5 separate regions of the Homo sapiens genome follow, and all the other regions are linked to region 4. A link is a contact called in ENCODE Hi-C or POLR2A ChIA-PET data. All regions are on one chromosome and are shown on one strand. Each heading gives the region's core, a stretch centred on a gene start or an enhancer-like site at or near the end of the contact. The rest is flanking DNA. Distances are from core to core; before and after follow the strand shown.

Region 1 (2,700 bases), core at 112-2,611, 1.4 Mb after region 4:
GTTTCCCTCTCCACCAACAGGCGCCCCACCCCAGGACAGAGGAGCTTTGAGCCAGTGAGACTTCCCTCTGGGATGAAAAACGTGGGACAGGAAAGTCTGGGGCCTCTCAGTGGAGACATGTGACAGCAGGGGGCTTGGGCCTCACCCCCAGACTACAGGGAAAGATAGCCTCTCCCCCCACATCCCCACCTCCACCCCCTCAAGGAGGAACGCGGCCGTGTCCCTGTGCCCAGGGACTCCAGCCTGCAGCAGGAGGGACTCCAGGTAGACTGCAAGCAGTGCTTCCCACCTTGTGTCCAGCATCGCTGAGCACCTTGGCGGCCACCAGCCCGGCCACACCAGCGCCAACCACAATCACCCTCTGGGGCTTCAGGGTCCGATTGAGCCCCCAGGTCACCACCTTGAGCAGCTGCTCATAGTCAGGATCCTGCATGCATTTCTCGAAGGGGTCTTGGCTGCGTTCAGCCTTCCAGTCCTGGGAGGCCACCAGGCTGAGGAGGATGGGGACGAGGACGAGGAGGTGCAGGGCTGGGAGGAGGAGGACAGGGTCAACGGGGTTGTGGCAGGTCGGGGGAGAGGGGTTCTACTCACTTGTTCCAGAGCCCCTCCCCTGCTTACTCACCCAATGGGGCCATGACTCTCGGTGGGAGATGGTGTCTGGGGTGGAGGAGAAGGGAGGGCTGTTGTGACTGAGGCCTGTGACCACTGTAGCCTGACTCTGTCTCCCATGGGCTGCCCAGCTGCTAGAGCCGGCCCTCCCCCAGTCACTGTCCTGCTCTCTGGACCTGTGTCCCCTAACCCCATTCCTTCAGAGTCCCCTGGACCGTCCCTGCCTCCCTCCTCACCGGTCTCCACCTCTGCCACAGCTCTCTCGGGTTCCTGTCTCTTTCTCTTCTTTTCCCTCTTTCTTTCCTTTCTTTCTTTTTTTTTTAACAGTCTTTCTCTGCCATCCAGGCTGGAGTGCAGTGGTAAGATCTTGGCTCACTGCAACCTCCGCCTCCCAGGTTCAAGAATCCTCCCACTTCAGCCTCCCAAGTAACTGGGATTACAGACACCCATAACCAAACCTGGCTAATTTTTGTATTTTTAGTAGAGACGGGGTTTCGCCATGTTGGCCAGGCTGGTCTCGAACTCCTGACCTTAGGTGATCCACCCACCTCGGCCTCCCAAAGTGCTGGGATTCCAGGCATGAGCCCCCGCGCCCGGCCTCTTTTCCCTCTTCCTCATCTCCCCAGCTCCTGACTGCTTCTCAGTCCCTATTTCTGTGGGTCCTGTCTCTCTGTCCCCCCACCACTGGCCGTGTCACTACCTCCAGCTCTTGGTGACAGCAGGACAGCGCGGTCCTCTCCACTGCCCTCCACTGTCTCTGCTGTGGCCCTTTCTCTCCCCTTAAACTGGCAGAGCCCCGCCCACCCCTCCTTTTGGGAAACTGGCCGAGGGAAATGAAACTGGTTTCCTGGAGCTGCTCTGGTCCAATGCTCAGAGTCTAGTTGAGGTTGGAGAAAGGGGGTTGGAGGAAGTTAATCAGTCTATTCACTTCCTTTTGCCCCAGATAGTTCTGGGGTGGTTTGGAGGCCAGAAATAGATGCTCAGGTAACCGTGCCAACAACGGGGAATCCCCTTCGGTTTGCCCCCGTCCCTGATCACCAGGCCACTTGTTTCTATCCTCCCCTGCACTCTCTCTGCCTCCTTGATTCCCACGGGGACAGAGGGGCTACAGGTCCCTGGGCCAGGCCAACTTTCCCCTCCAAGTCCCTCTCCGTCAGGTGTCGCCATGTCCTGCAGGGCCCCCCATGGTTCCACTTCCCTCTCCACTTGCCACCCAGAGCCTCAGTCTCCCCCTCCGTTACATGGGTGTAGCAGTGGGGCTGGCAGCCGTGGTCCCGGGGTCAGGACGTGGGCTCTGAGCCCGCCCTCCCCTCTGTGGCTCTCGTCTACAGCTGTCAAATGACGTCTACAGACGTCACAGTGTTTTAGGATCAAGTGAGTGAATCCAGGTTAAGTTCTGTGGCCGGAACCTGGGGTAGTACTGGAAGCTGCTCCTTTGGAAATGCCAGCTGCTGTGGCCGCAGGGGCACTCAGGGGTTCTATGAGTGACCACCCGGCAGAGGGAAGCGCCCAGGCTTCACCCATCCCTGCTTTAAGAACCACCTCAGTGCTCAGGGCAGGGAGTGGGGCGGCACCTTGGAGTGGGTGGGGGTGGAGAAACAATAGCAGGGACTTTCCTTGGGGTGGGGGAGAGGGAGCCAGGGGCTCCGTGAGGAGGAAAACCAGAGGGAGGCAGATTCTCTGCAGCAAGGGTTGGGTGGGGGTTGGAGGGCATTAACAAGAAGGAAGATGGGAAACTCCCGCAGTAAATCAAAGAGGGATGCGGTTATGGCCGGGAGGGGCTGGGGGGTGAATGTGAGTAACAAGGCATGTGACGCAGGGGCGGGAGGCCGTGGCAAAGGGAAATGATCAAAGAGCTGGAGAGTTCAGGGACCGAAAGAGCTTGGGTCAGCAAAAATAGTGACGAGGGCCAGGGGTGGCTCACGCCTATAATCCCAGCACTTTGGGAGGTCGAGGCAGGCGGATCACCTGATGTCAGGAGTTCAAGACCAGCCTGGCCAACATGGCAAAACCTCGTCTCTACTAAAAATATAAAAATTAGCCGGGCATGGTGGCATACGCCTGTAGTCCCAACTACTCAGGAGGCTGGGA
Region 2 (2,700 bases), core at 32-2,531, 1.4 Mb after region 4:
GCCAAGCAGTCAAGCACAGCCCCTCGGGCTCGATCCCCATAACCACTCTAGGGTTAGGTATTACCCACGTTTAAGGAACAAAAATCGAGGGAAAAATCTTATACAACTACTAGTAAGTAGTCATTCCATTTTAGCAGAGCGAATGAGCGAATCCACGGAAGGCCGGGGAGCGACGTGAGTGGCGAGAAGCTTGGAGTCGCCAGGGACGGCGGGCGGAGCCTGGGCGCCGGGGCTAATGGGCGGAGCCTCCAGGGACAGCTGGCCCCGCCCAGGCCGCGCGGGGCCCGCTGGGAGTTGGAGTCCCTTGCCCACCTCGCCACGTCACCGACTGCAAACCTTCAGCTGTCTCAGGCTCGGGTGCAATCCGTACCCTCAGTGGGTTCCCTTTCAGTGGGTTCCTTTGTCCCCAGGCCCATTATTCCGTCCTCCCCTCTTCCCTGATGTATTTTGGCGCGGTCTCCTGGCTCTGCGGGCCCAGGGCTCCGGATGAGGTCTCCCGCCGTCCCGACCCCCGCAAGGGGCCAGCTTGGTGTCGCCTTCGTTCTTCTGCCACCCCATTCGGTAGGGGCTCCCGTTCCCGCCACGCCCCCTGAAGTTGTGGCTCGCGCGTCTTCCCAGGACTCCCCCGCGCCGGAGAGGCCCGCAGGACCGCCGAGCCCACACTCCGCTCCCGCCCGGGCCCCGCTCCCCCGCGCCGCCTTGGTACGCTCCGGCCACGCCCCCTCGGACGCGCTTGGTACGCGCCGGGCTCCCCCGCTCGCCTCAGTGGTTCGGCCGCGGCGACCCCACTCCGGCGGCGCGTCCCCCGAGCTTGGTACGGCTCAGCCCGTCTCCCCCGAAGCCGCGCGCCCGCGCCCGCGCCCCTCAGTCGGTGGAGCCCGCAGCCCCCCTTGTGGCCCGCGGCAGCTCCCCGCCCGCTCGGCCCGCGCCCGCCATGGTCCGTCCGCGCCGTGCCCCGTACCGCTCCGGCGCCGGGGGCCCCCTCGGGGGTCGCGGCCGCCCTCCGCGGCCCCTCGTGGTGCGCGCCGTCCGCTCGCGCTCCTGGCCTGCCAGCCCCCGAGGCCCGCAGCCTCCGCGGATCCGGGCCCGCTCGGCCCCTCCCATGGTGAGCCCCCCGCCCTTTTTCCAGAGCCTTCCACGGCCCCGCCCCCCCAGCCCCTATCCCGGGCTCACGCCTTTGTCCGCAGCCCCCGCCGCTCCGGGGTGTCCCCTGTGGCCCGAAGGGTGGTCCCGCCCGGGGCCGGGTTCCCCCGTGGAGCACCCGGTGGTTCGCGCCGCGCTCTCCCCTTTGTTGCGCGTTCGGGCCGGGGTGGGGGGTTGGGGGACGGGGGCGGGGCGGGCTCATATTACTGCTGACTCCGCGGCCCGATTTAAACGCGGGCTGGGGGCGGCAGACAGGCAGCCGGCACGCTCGCTTGTTTTTCCTATTGGAGAGTTGCTCGCTCTCCGGGCAGGAAACCTGGAAATGGGGGCGGTTTTGGGGGACAGCGGCGAGGGAGGGGCCCGCGCTTTGTACCAGCGCCCCCAGATGTCGCACCCGTGGGCGTTCTCCCCTGGCGGCCGCTCCGTGCCCGTGGAGTGCGCACCTAGAATACGCGCCCGCGCCCACATGTGGGATGCTTTGATGGACTGCCGTGAGCCCAGACCTTAAACGTAAACATTCAGCTTCGCAGGTACTTTGGGCTGCACACGCTTCTCCGGACCCAAAAGATGCACATGCTTTTCAGAAACCGTAAGGTTTACCTGGGGCTGTAAAACCGCACATCGCGACTTTGCACCGTGCACACGCTTGCCCCGATGTGAGATTTCCCCTGGGTTCGCGCTCGGGTCCGCTTCTTAAATACACTGCCTCAGCGGTGTGGATGGCACAGAGCTGTGGCAGCCCTACTGAAACCTTAAACAGGCTTCCTGGGGTCATAAACATGGATACCGAGACTTAGATCACCTCCCACAACTTAAACGTACCCCTTCACTCCACTGCCTTCGCCCCTTCCTGCAGCATTCGCATCTAGTTGTTCAAAAGTGCTTTCCGGGTCCTCAGACATGCACCCCAAGGTTTTAAACCTCAGTGCAAGTACTAGATGGGCTTCCCTGTGCAATAGGGATGTCAGGCGCGCAGTTTTGCACACGATTGCCAAGATGTGAGATTTACTTTAGGTTGCACCTTAACCGTCGTTTTTAAATATGATCGTCCCATCTTGATGTGCTGCTCCTGCTGTGGAAGGTATCCCTGGGTTTTAGGCAAGCATATGTGTTCTTTACTATGGCTCCAGATCCCAGCATATTTGAAGTCCTGAGTCAACCTGCTCTCCTAGACAAGCAGACATTAAGTATGTCGCTTGGGCTCTTAAGTGCGTTCTCCTGACTTTTACCCATCTTTGTGGCAGTAAATGCATACGTGTCACTGTATATGCGGACTAGATACCTCAGGTCCCAGCGCCATAAACAACTTGTATGTTGTAAGTGTACCCTCATCTCGAAAGTCACCTCCAGCTGTGCGTTTTAACTCATCTCAGATGCTGGATGTCCGGTATGGTGCCTGAAGCCCCCGGGGCAACATCCACTCTCTGTCCAACTCATTCTAACGCCAAGATACTCAGGTTTTCTATCTGATCTTCTGACGACTGCCCAAAAGTCAGAATCACCTGCGTGGGTGAAGAATCACCTGCGTGGGTGGAGAATCACCTGCGTGGGTGGAGA
Region 3 (2,700 bases), core at 133-2,632, 1.1 Mb after region 4:
TGGACTTGACTCTGCACCACGTAATGGATAGTAGTCTAGAATTACGGTTGTTCTTTTAAAGTGTGATGATGGTATTGTGGTCATATCAGCAATGTTTCTGGTTTTTACACACGCACCCTGTTAGATAAAATTTATAGAAGGTCATTGGTTTGGATTGAGCTCCTGCACTAGGTTCAACAGACCAAACCAAAATGGAGACACTCATGCTAAAGTTCCATGCTTCCAAGCCAAAACTAAGTTGATATCTGATCTTCTGAGATATCAGGAGAGAGATAATAGCCAAATCCCCAAACAACCCAGTTTTAGCCCACCTGATAAAGGAAGTCCCCTCTACTTTAACCTTTAACTTAGAAATTTAATCAAGTTAATCAATTTAATCAACTAGCTTTTTGTTTTCCGTTTCTGATTTTCTCAGCCCTTTGTCTCTGAAAACAACCTCTGCTCAGCTCATCGGAACACTCACGCTATTTTCCATAATTAGATGTTGTTTGATTGTAGATTCACGAATAAATGCCAATTAAGATCTTCTCACTAAATGTGTTGCAATTTTGTCTTTTGACAATCCTTAAGTGTCATGATGCCTACGATTTGTTTTAATCTCTTTAAGTTTAAAAAAATACAGCAAGTATGGCAAAAATAATCATTGGTGATTTGGGTGACAGGAATTCCTGTATTCTTCTCTCACTTTTATATAAGTTTGAACATTTTCGTAAGAAAACATTAACATCAAACTGCCTCAAGGACCGTTCAAGCCCCAAGTTCACAGAATTAGCAGCACAATCAGAATGGGAATCCATGACTGCCTGACCCCGAAGCTCCACACAAGAAAACGTGAATCCCTGCACCAACCCCGAAAGGGAAGGGGCTGTCAAAAAGGTGAAGAGAAGGTGGCGATGGATGACTGCACAATCTAGTATCGCCCGCCGTCCCACCACAGTCTGAGAAACTGAGGCCAGGAAAGGAGTTCTCCCTCCTCAACTCCCACTCCTTAGACCCCCAGCAATCCCAGTCCACTCCTTCCCTTGGGACCACCAGCAAATAGCCATCATCTACAGCAGAACTGTAACTCTCAGGAGAACTGGCCGATGCTAGCTACCACTTGACTGAGTTTATAGTGAGAGAGAGAGACAAAGAGAGAGAGAACTGCCCGATGGACGGTTGGCCACCTCCAGCAGAGTGTAGTTCAGCTTCAAACTTGGGGCGCCCGGACAGCTGTATTAATAATGATTGACAGGGAATCGGGAATCCAAAATCTTGCCCCAGTCTCCCTCAAGACCCCAGGCCTCTAGCCCGCAGGAAAGCGATCCCAGCAACACTCTTCCTGCACCGCCTCGAACTCACCTCACTAACGACTCCCAGTCCCTCGGTCGCTTCTTCAACTGTGCCCCGACACCGGAAAGGAGCACTATTTTCCCCCTCCGCTCCGCCCACTTCCGCCCAGCAGAAGGCACCGGAAGTAGAGCTGCCCCTAGTTGCGGAAGTGCCTCGCCTGGCTTGCTCAAGTCCTCTCTTCTCTTTCTCTCTCCGGAAACGTGAGTAGCTAATCGAAAGTTCCGGATATTGAAACTGGTGGGAATATGGGGAACGCTTACTATGTACGAGGCATTTCCCAGGGAGATCGTTTTTTCCTGCTTGGTTCCCAGGTTTTGAGTCTCTCCAAGCCCAAATTTAAGGACTAATCACTTCCCCTAGAGATCGGGAAGCCCACTTTCCCAAATATATCATCCACTTTTCTTGCTGCATCTTAAAACAATTGAGAAGAGACAACTACGCTCCCATTTTACAGACAGAGCCATTGGGAAATTGAAAATCAAAGCCGTTCAAGTCGCTCTCAGGAAACAGGGATTTACTGCGGCACTGCCCAGCTGTCCCAGGGACTAAGGCATATCGTTCCCGCTAGTTTCTAGATACCTAGAGACCTAGATATTAATTTTTCTAGCTCGGACAGACGAACTCCCAGGGGAGAGCCAGAGCGGGTAGGGGTCGGGAGGGAGGAGGAGGGTCGAATCTAATCCCCCAGGTATCCCATGGTATTCGACACCTTGGCTTCCTCATGGAGCTCTGGCCTTTAAGTCCTTTATCCCAAGGTCCCTTTAAATACTTTGTCCCTTACCTGAGTCCCGCCCAGGGCAGGTAATGGCAAGTTCCGCCCACCTGCCAGAAACGGGGATCAGGCCTGGTTACCGGGAGTGGGGCGCCCCTCCTCCTTATCCCCTCCCCTCTTCCCTGTCCCCTTTCACAGCTGGCTGTAGCTGGCCAAGGAGTTCTCGATTAAAGAGGAAGGGGCAGTGCTCACATTTCTGGGCAGGTAAGTGAATGTCCCTGGAGGAAGAGCCTGGCTTGGGGACCCAGGCATCCTGGCTCCCCGCCCCTCCGAGACCCAGAAGTTTGGGGCTCCTAGGCCCAGGAGTCCAGGGCCCCTGCCCACTTAGGTCCCTAGACCCAATAATATAACTAATCCCCTGCCTCTGCCTCTCTCGTAATCTTTGTTGTCTGTGGGTGGATGTGACAATGAGCACAGAAAGAGGCACAAGTGGAAATTACCAGGAAGGGAAGACTCCAGATCACCAGTGGACATGTTTATAAGCATCTGTGTCAGGTGCTGTAGACACAGTGGGGAAAGAAAGATAAGCTGCCTGCTCCTTGCTTTCTTCTCTGGCGGACACTGCCTTCACTGAAATCCTGGCTCTCACACTTGCA
Region 4 (2,700 bases), core at 201-2,700:
GCTCCTTGGGAGGCTGAGGTAGGAGTATCGCGTCAACCTTGTGGGTGGAGGTTGCAGTGAGCTGAGATCATGCCAGTTCATTCCAGACTGGGCAAAAGAGCAAAACTCTGTCTCAAAAAAAAAAAAAAAAAAAAAAAGGGCAAGAGTATGAGAGGACAAGGGGGACCGTGACGTGAGGGGAGCCAGAGAGGAAAAAAGGCCTCTGAGATGGGAGAAGGAATCAGAGAGGTGGGAGGATGCTGAGGAAAGGGGAGTTGTCTTAGCAGGAGGATGCTTGGGGAAGGGAGGAGTCTTAGGAGGATGCTAAGCTAAAGGAAGGAGTTTGGAGAAATGAGGGAGGAGTCTGAGCGGCAGAAGGTGCCAGGAAGGCCGAGCCTGTGCTTTCACTAAATTTCACCTTCCCCTGTTCCATTCCCCATGACCGATACCAAATAGCATAGCATTTAGAAAAAAGTAAATCTTGGCCAGGCGCGGTGGCTCACGCCTGTAACCCCAGCACTTTGGAGGGCCAAGGTGGGCGGATCATGAGGTCAGGAGTTCGAGACCAGCTTGGCCAACATGGTGAAACGCCCGTCTCTATTAAAAATACAAAAAATAGCCAGGCATGCACCATCATGGTGCAACCCTGTAATCCCAGCTACTCGGGAGGCTGAGGCAGGAGAATTGCTTGAACCCGGGAGGCGGAGGTTGCAGTGAACCGAGATCGCGCAACTGCACTCCAGCTTGGGCGACAGAGCAAGACTCTGTCTCAAAAAAAAAAAAAAAAGAAAAAACGAAGAAGTCTTTTGTTTCACCACTCCACGACTCCGAAGAGGCTGAGGGGGATGGGGAGGGCATAGATGGTGATAAAGAAGGAGTTCGGCGGTAAGAAGGGGCTGAGAGGAGGGGAAATACGCGGAGAAGAAATGCAAAAGAAAAGGAGGCCTAAAGCCGCTCCCGGTTGCATGGCAACCTTTGCGGTCAGAAGCCAGCATGGCCTGCTAGGAGGTGTGGCTTACGGAAACAAGCCAGTTCTAGCCCCGCCTCCTAGCAACAAGACTAACAAAGTACCGCCCCCTAGCAACGTATTATCGGAGGCGGGGCTCGGTTTACCTAGACTCCAAGTGTCCAGGGCCTTTGAGCAGGCGCAGAGGTGGCTGTACCGCGTGGCTCCGCCTCCGCGCGACACTTTTCCGGGGCTTCTCATTGGAGAGCAAGCCTGTCAAGTGCTTTCTGTTGTTTCGGAGGCGGGGCCTGCTGCCCTGCCTGCACTCCGATTGGCCCCGCGGGCCGTCTACCTCTGGCCGGACATACCTACACCGGCTTTTTGTACGACTGTTGGCCCTGGAGAACGATCCTTTGGTGGCGAGGGCGGGGAGGACGAAAGCGCCCACTGTGGATTGGACAGTGTCAAAAAGAGGGGCGGTCCCTACTGAAGGGGCGGTTGGGCGACGAAGGGAAGAGTCTTTTCAGCGCTGAGGACTGGCGCTGAGGAGGCGGCGGTGGCTCCCGGGGCGTTTGAGCGGGCTCACCCGAGCCCGCGGGCCAACGCGGATCCAGGCCCGACTGGCGGGACCGCCCCGGATTCCCCGCGGGCCTTCCTAGCCGCCATGGAGGACGGCGTCTATGGTAGGTCGGGGAGGGGCGGGGTCGGCTGGGAGTTGCTGGAGCGTTTTCTCCTGAACGTTCCGCCGCGAACGTTTCCCCCTGGCGCGCGGCGCCCAGAAGCGTTCGGCTCAGTCGTAGACTTGTCGCGCCGCTTTTGTTGGGCGCTGGACGGGCTTCCGGCGGGGCCCGAAAGCCGGGCGTTCCAGGCCATTGTTTGGGCTGAGCCTGTTTCCGGTGGCGGCGGGAGGGGCGGGATGGAGTGGTGGAGGCGAGGCCGGGGCGGAACCATTCCCGCTGGAGGGGCGGGCGAGCCCAGCGCCTGCCGGGGCCGGGGAGGGGCGCTTGGGTTGCGGGGAGGGGAGAAATCTTGGGGGGCGGGGGCCTTCGATGTCCCGCCCCACCTTCCCAACTCTCCTGAGCTGTCATCAGTTCCCCCGGCTGTAGTGACTTTTCATGGACCCAGTAGTCCGGATAACCAGGTCCCCAGCTACCTCGCCAGTAATGGAGTCAGAAAACCAAGGCCTCAGTCCCCTTCCAAGTAATGGACCTAGAAGCCGAGGCCCCCAGCCCTTTCTTCCCTCAGATCTAAGAGCTCAGGCACCCATTCCCCTTCTCCCTCAGACTCAGGAATCCGGGCCCCAATTCCCCTTGTCCCCCAGGACTCAAGAGTTTAGAGCCCCAGCTCTTTCTCCTCTGCAGGGAGGAATCCAGGCCCCCAGCCCATTCTTCTGTGCAGACATAGGAAGCCCCTTACACATCCTCTCCCAGCTCTGTCCGCCCCCAGATTGCAGGAATTCAGGCTCACGGCCCCTAGCACTGACTTTTAAACCTTGACCCCGATCCCTAGAACCCCCAGACCTGACTCCGGAGGAGCGGATGGAGCTGGAGAACATCCGGCGGCGGAAGCAGGAGCTGCTGGTGGAGATTCAGCGCCTGCGGGAGGAGCTCAGTGAAGCCATGAGCGAGGTGGAGGGGCTGGAGGCCAATGAGGGCAGGTGAGGGCTGGGGCGGATGACCTAGGGGGCGTGGGGTTGGCTGAGGCCAGGGATGCCCAGGCATTGACCCTCCACCCCCAACCCTGCTCTCTGCTCCTGCAGTAAGACCTTGCAACGG
Region 5 (2,700 bases), core at 123-2,622, 1.2 Mb after region 4:
CCTGGGTCATGAAGAGCCTGGGGCCAGGATTTCTGGGTCTTGAAGGAGAAGGAAGCAGAGGGCCCAGACTCCTGGGTCCTTAGGAGAAAATGGGGCTGGAGATGTGGACTCCTGGGTCCTGGGGAGGAGGGTGTCAGGGAGGAAGGTAGACAGGTTCCTTCGTACTAGGTTCGGTAAAGGAGGGAGCCGGGGGCCTGGACTCTTAGGTCCAGGAATTGGAGAGGCTGGGGACCCAGGATTCTGGATCCGAGCGAGGGCACTGGCTTGGGGGGACCCGAATTCGTATGTGAGAGCTTGAGACCAGGACTAGTCTGGGAGACCGACTCTTGGATCCGAGGAAGGAAGAATCAGACTCCTGAGTCGGAGGGAGGAGGGAAATAGGAGTCTGGACACTGCTCTGAGTGAGAGGATTCGGAATTCAGACTTCTCTGTACTGAACGAGGCGGCTATGGGGTCGGGCTTCTAGGTTCTAAGTTTATTTTTATTTGTTTATTTTTGAGACGGAGTTTCCGTCTTGTAGCCCATGCTGGAGTGCAATGGCGCGATCTTGGCCCACTGCAACCTCCGCTTCCCGGGTTCAAGCGATTCTCCTACCTCAGCCTCCCGAGTAGCTGGGATTACAGGCGTTAGCCACCACGCCAGGCTAATTTTTGTATTTTTAGTAGAGACTGGGTTTCACCATGTTGGTCAGGCTGGTCTTGAACTCCTGATATCAGATGATCCGCCTGCTTCGGCCTCCCAAAGTGCTGGGATTACAGACGTGAGCCACCGCGCCTGGCCTATTTTTATTTTTTTAGAGGCGGGGTCTCCCTATATTGCCTAGGCTGGCTTCTAACTTCTAGGCTCAAGCCATCCTTCCGCCTCAGTCTCCCGAGTGGGACTACGGTGTGCGCCACTGCATCCCGTCTGGTTCTAAATTTAGGGGGGCCTAGAGGATCTGGATTCTGAGAGCCCCAGAATGTGGGCAGCACAACATCCAGCAAGTCGTGCTCACTCCGCCGGACTACAATTCCCTTGCGTCTGTTCTGCCTGGCGCCTCTTACGTCACCTCCTGTTCCGCCACCCTTTCCGCGCGCGCGCAGGGCACTGTGGGGCGTCATCGCGGGCTACCGCGGCCCCGCCCACTTCACCTCTCACCCCATTAGCTGTCCCCGCGCGACAGAGGCGGTGCGCGGACTACGCCTCCCGGCGTGCATCGCGCGGACCCCGCCCCATGTGTCCCATTGGCTTCTGGGAAACCGAGTGCGGTTGCCTTCCCGCCGGCCTTCACGTCGCCGTGCTCGGTACTTGAAATCCCGGCAAGCTCGGCGGCGCTTTAGCTCCGCCTCTCTCCTCCTTTGCTCACGAACCCCGCCCCAGCCCGCCCCGCCCCGCGCCGGGGCCGGAGCCGCAGCCCGAGCGGCGGGGTAAGATGGCGGCGGCAGTCCGGGCCGCGGGGCTCGGGCCTATTGGGGTGGGCGGGGCGGAGTTGGGTCGCTAGTTGTCCCGGGGTCCTCCCCACAAGCCACGGGTCCTAGAGGGCTTCTCGGGGCGGTCTCGGGCCCGGCAGCTGCGGCGAAACCTGGCGCCGAGAGGGGGGCCTTCTCAGGGCCCCGGGACGCATCCGTGGGTTCCTGGGGGCGTCTATGGGGCGTCTCCGAGAGGACTTGGGGCGTCTCTGGGCCTAGACCGAGCCTAAGGCCTGCCCTCCATCACACAGCTGGCCTGGATCGTGTCTGTAGACACTGTAGATTGTCTTTTTGGGCTGACCGGAGGCTAGGGTCTGGTTAGAGGGTTCTGGGGCCATCTTGAGATCTTGAGATATGTCCCAGGGGTGAAGGAGGGTCTGCAAGACCTGAAGAGTATCTTCAGAGCCATCTAGAGGCCTGGGGTATGTCTTTTAGGGCTGGAAAGTGTCTGCATGGGCTGGCCTGAGGATGCAACTGGTCTGCATAAGTCTGGGGCCATTTATCAGGCCTAGAAGGAGTGTTCAAGGGCTAAGAAGTCATTTAGGGCCCCCTAGGGGGTTGGGTTATGCCCACCAGGGAAGGGCGCCAAATATTGAGATGTACTGAGGGTCTGGGGTCTCCAAGGTATGGGTAGTGTCTAATAATGGGTGACAGGAGGCTGGGGGCAGTTAGAAGGACCTGGAACCATCTAGATGGCTTTAATGTGACTGCAGGAATGCAGTTTTGATGCCTGGAGCAAATTCGAATGCCTTTGGGGTCAGAGCAGCTTGTGGCGAATAATAATACGGAAAGAGAATGAGGAAATTTTGCCCAGCTTAGATATACTTGCCCTTCAGACAGTAATTCAAATGAAAAATGTTTTAAGATTCTGCATTACCCTGGGGGTTATTGAGAGAGTTAGAATTAATCTACATTAGTCTGGAAGAGTCTGGAGGGTCATCTAGACCCACTATTACAGTGCTTTTCAAGGGGAAACCTGGGCCATGTTGACCGTGATCTGCATTAAGATACATTTTTTCATTGAGACCTGGTACAGACAGTCATAATGTATTTAACATTATATAACATAATGTATTAACATTAACTCACCTTCCACGAATTGACATTTCCACTTACTACTTGTGCTGTGCTGTGAAGAACTATTTTGTTCTATTTACTTTTTAAAACAAGCTATTTGTGAAGCACTAAACTGGTATATGACCCTGTTGTTGGGGAAACCACTGATCCAGATAGGACCTAGCAGTATCTGCAG

What was found. A loop is a pair of places that touch in the nucleus more often than their neighbours do. ChIA-PET counts read pairs that join two places held with the same protein, here RNA polymerase II (POLR2A). Pooled maps may share reads with other maps.
Region 1: a loop to region 4 is called in a pooled map, with 10 times the contacts of the local background. The contact joins the promoter of IL4I1 here to the promoter of CYTH2 in region 4. A Hi-C loop is called at or near these places in 4 of 50 pooled maps. POLR2A ChIA-PET finds 5 or more read pairs at or near these places in 3 of 52 experiments (activated B cell, activated CD4-positive, alpha-beta memory T cell and activated naive CD8-positive, alpha-beta T cell).
Region 2: a loop to region 4 is called in a pooled map, with 9 times the contacts of the local background. The contact joins the promoter of PTOV1-AS1 here to the promoter of CYTH2 in region 4. A Hi-C loop is called at or near these places in 1 of 168 maps with a recorded cell type or tissue (naive thymus-derived CD4-positive, alpha-beta T cell) and 7 of 50 pooled maps. POLR2A ChIA-PET finds 5 or more read pairs at or near these places in 1 of 52 experiments (activated T-cell).
Region 3: a loop to region 4 is called in a pooled map, with 5 times the contacts of the local background. The contact joins the promoter of NOSIP here to the promoter of CYTH2 in region 4. A Hi-C loop is called at or near these places in 1 of 168 maps with a recorded cell type or tissue (gastrocnemius medialis), 1 of 37 single-sample maps with no recorded cell type and 6 of 50 pooled maps. POLR2A ChIA-PET finds 5 or more read pairs at or near these places in 1 of 52 experiments (CD4-positive, alpha-beta memory T cell).
Region 5: a map of naive thymus-derived CD4-positive, alpha-beta T cell shows a loop between it and region 4 (8-fold over the local background). The contact joins the promoter of SCAF1 here to the promoter of CYTH2 in region 4. A Hi-C loop is called at or near these places in 1 of 168 maps with a recorded cell type or tissue (naive thymus-derived CD4-positive, alpha-beta T cell), 1 of 37 single-sample maps with no recorded cell type and 8 of 50 pooled maps. POLR2A ChIA-PET finds 5 or more read pairs at or near these places in 1 of 52 experiments (GM10248).

What each region holds. Positions count from the first base shown.
Region 1 is chr19:49,895,526-49,898,225 of GRCh38, forward strand. IL4I1 (interleukin 4 induced 1) reads right to left here and starts at 1,362. Exons shown (of 8, transcript NM_152899.2): 1 at 1,310-1,362; 2 at 623-657; 3 at 290-528. The coding sequence starts at 635. RefSeq lists an enhancer at 2,292-2,471.
Region 2 is chr19:49,850,395-49,853,094 of GRCh38, forward strand. It overlaps PTOV1-AS1 (PTOV1 antisense RNA 1), which reads right to left and starts at 1,282. Exons shown (of 4, transcript NR_040037.1): 1 at 1,174-1,282. It overlaps PTOV1 (PTOV1 extended AT-hook containing adaptor protein), which reads left to right and starts at 765. Exons shown (of 12, transcript NM_001394010.1): 1 at 765-1,105. The coding sequence starts at 935. RefSeq lists silencers at 154-233, 674-963 and an enhancer at 464-573.
Region 3 is chr19:49,579,174-49,581,873 of GRCh38, forward strand. It overlaps NOSIP (nitric oxide synthase interacting protein), which reads right to left and starts at 1,383. Exons shown (of 9, transcript NM_001270960.2): 1 at 1,342-1,383. It overlaps PRRG2 (proline rich and Gla domain 2), which reads left to right and starts at 2,143. Exons shown (of 7, transcript NM_000951.3): 1 at 2,143-2,308.
Region 4 is chr19:48,467,919-48,470,618 of GRCh38, forward strand. It overlaps CYTH2 (cytohesin 2), which reads left to right and starts at 1,451. Exons shown (of 12, transcript NM_004228.7): 1 at 1,451-1,608; 2 at 2,435-2,582; 3 at 2,685-2,700. The coding sequence starts at 1,590. LOC105372430 (a long non-coding RNA gene) reads right to left here and starts at 1,615. Exons shown (of 3, transcript NR_186576.1): 1 at 1,093-1,615. RefSeq lists enhancers at 552-1,052, 757-916, 1,110-2,103 and a silencer at 1,467-1,656.
Region 5 is chr19:49,640,837-49,643,536 of GRCh38, forward strand. It overlaps SCAF1 (SR-related CTD associated factor 1), which reads left to right and starts at 1,373. Exons shown (of 11, transcript NM_021228.3): 1 at 1,373-1,406. RefSeq lists enhancers at 1-493, 494-1,163, 704-803, 914-1,263 and a silencer at 1,294-1,583.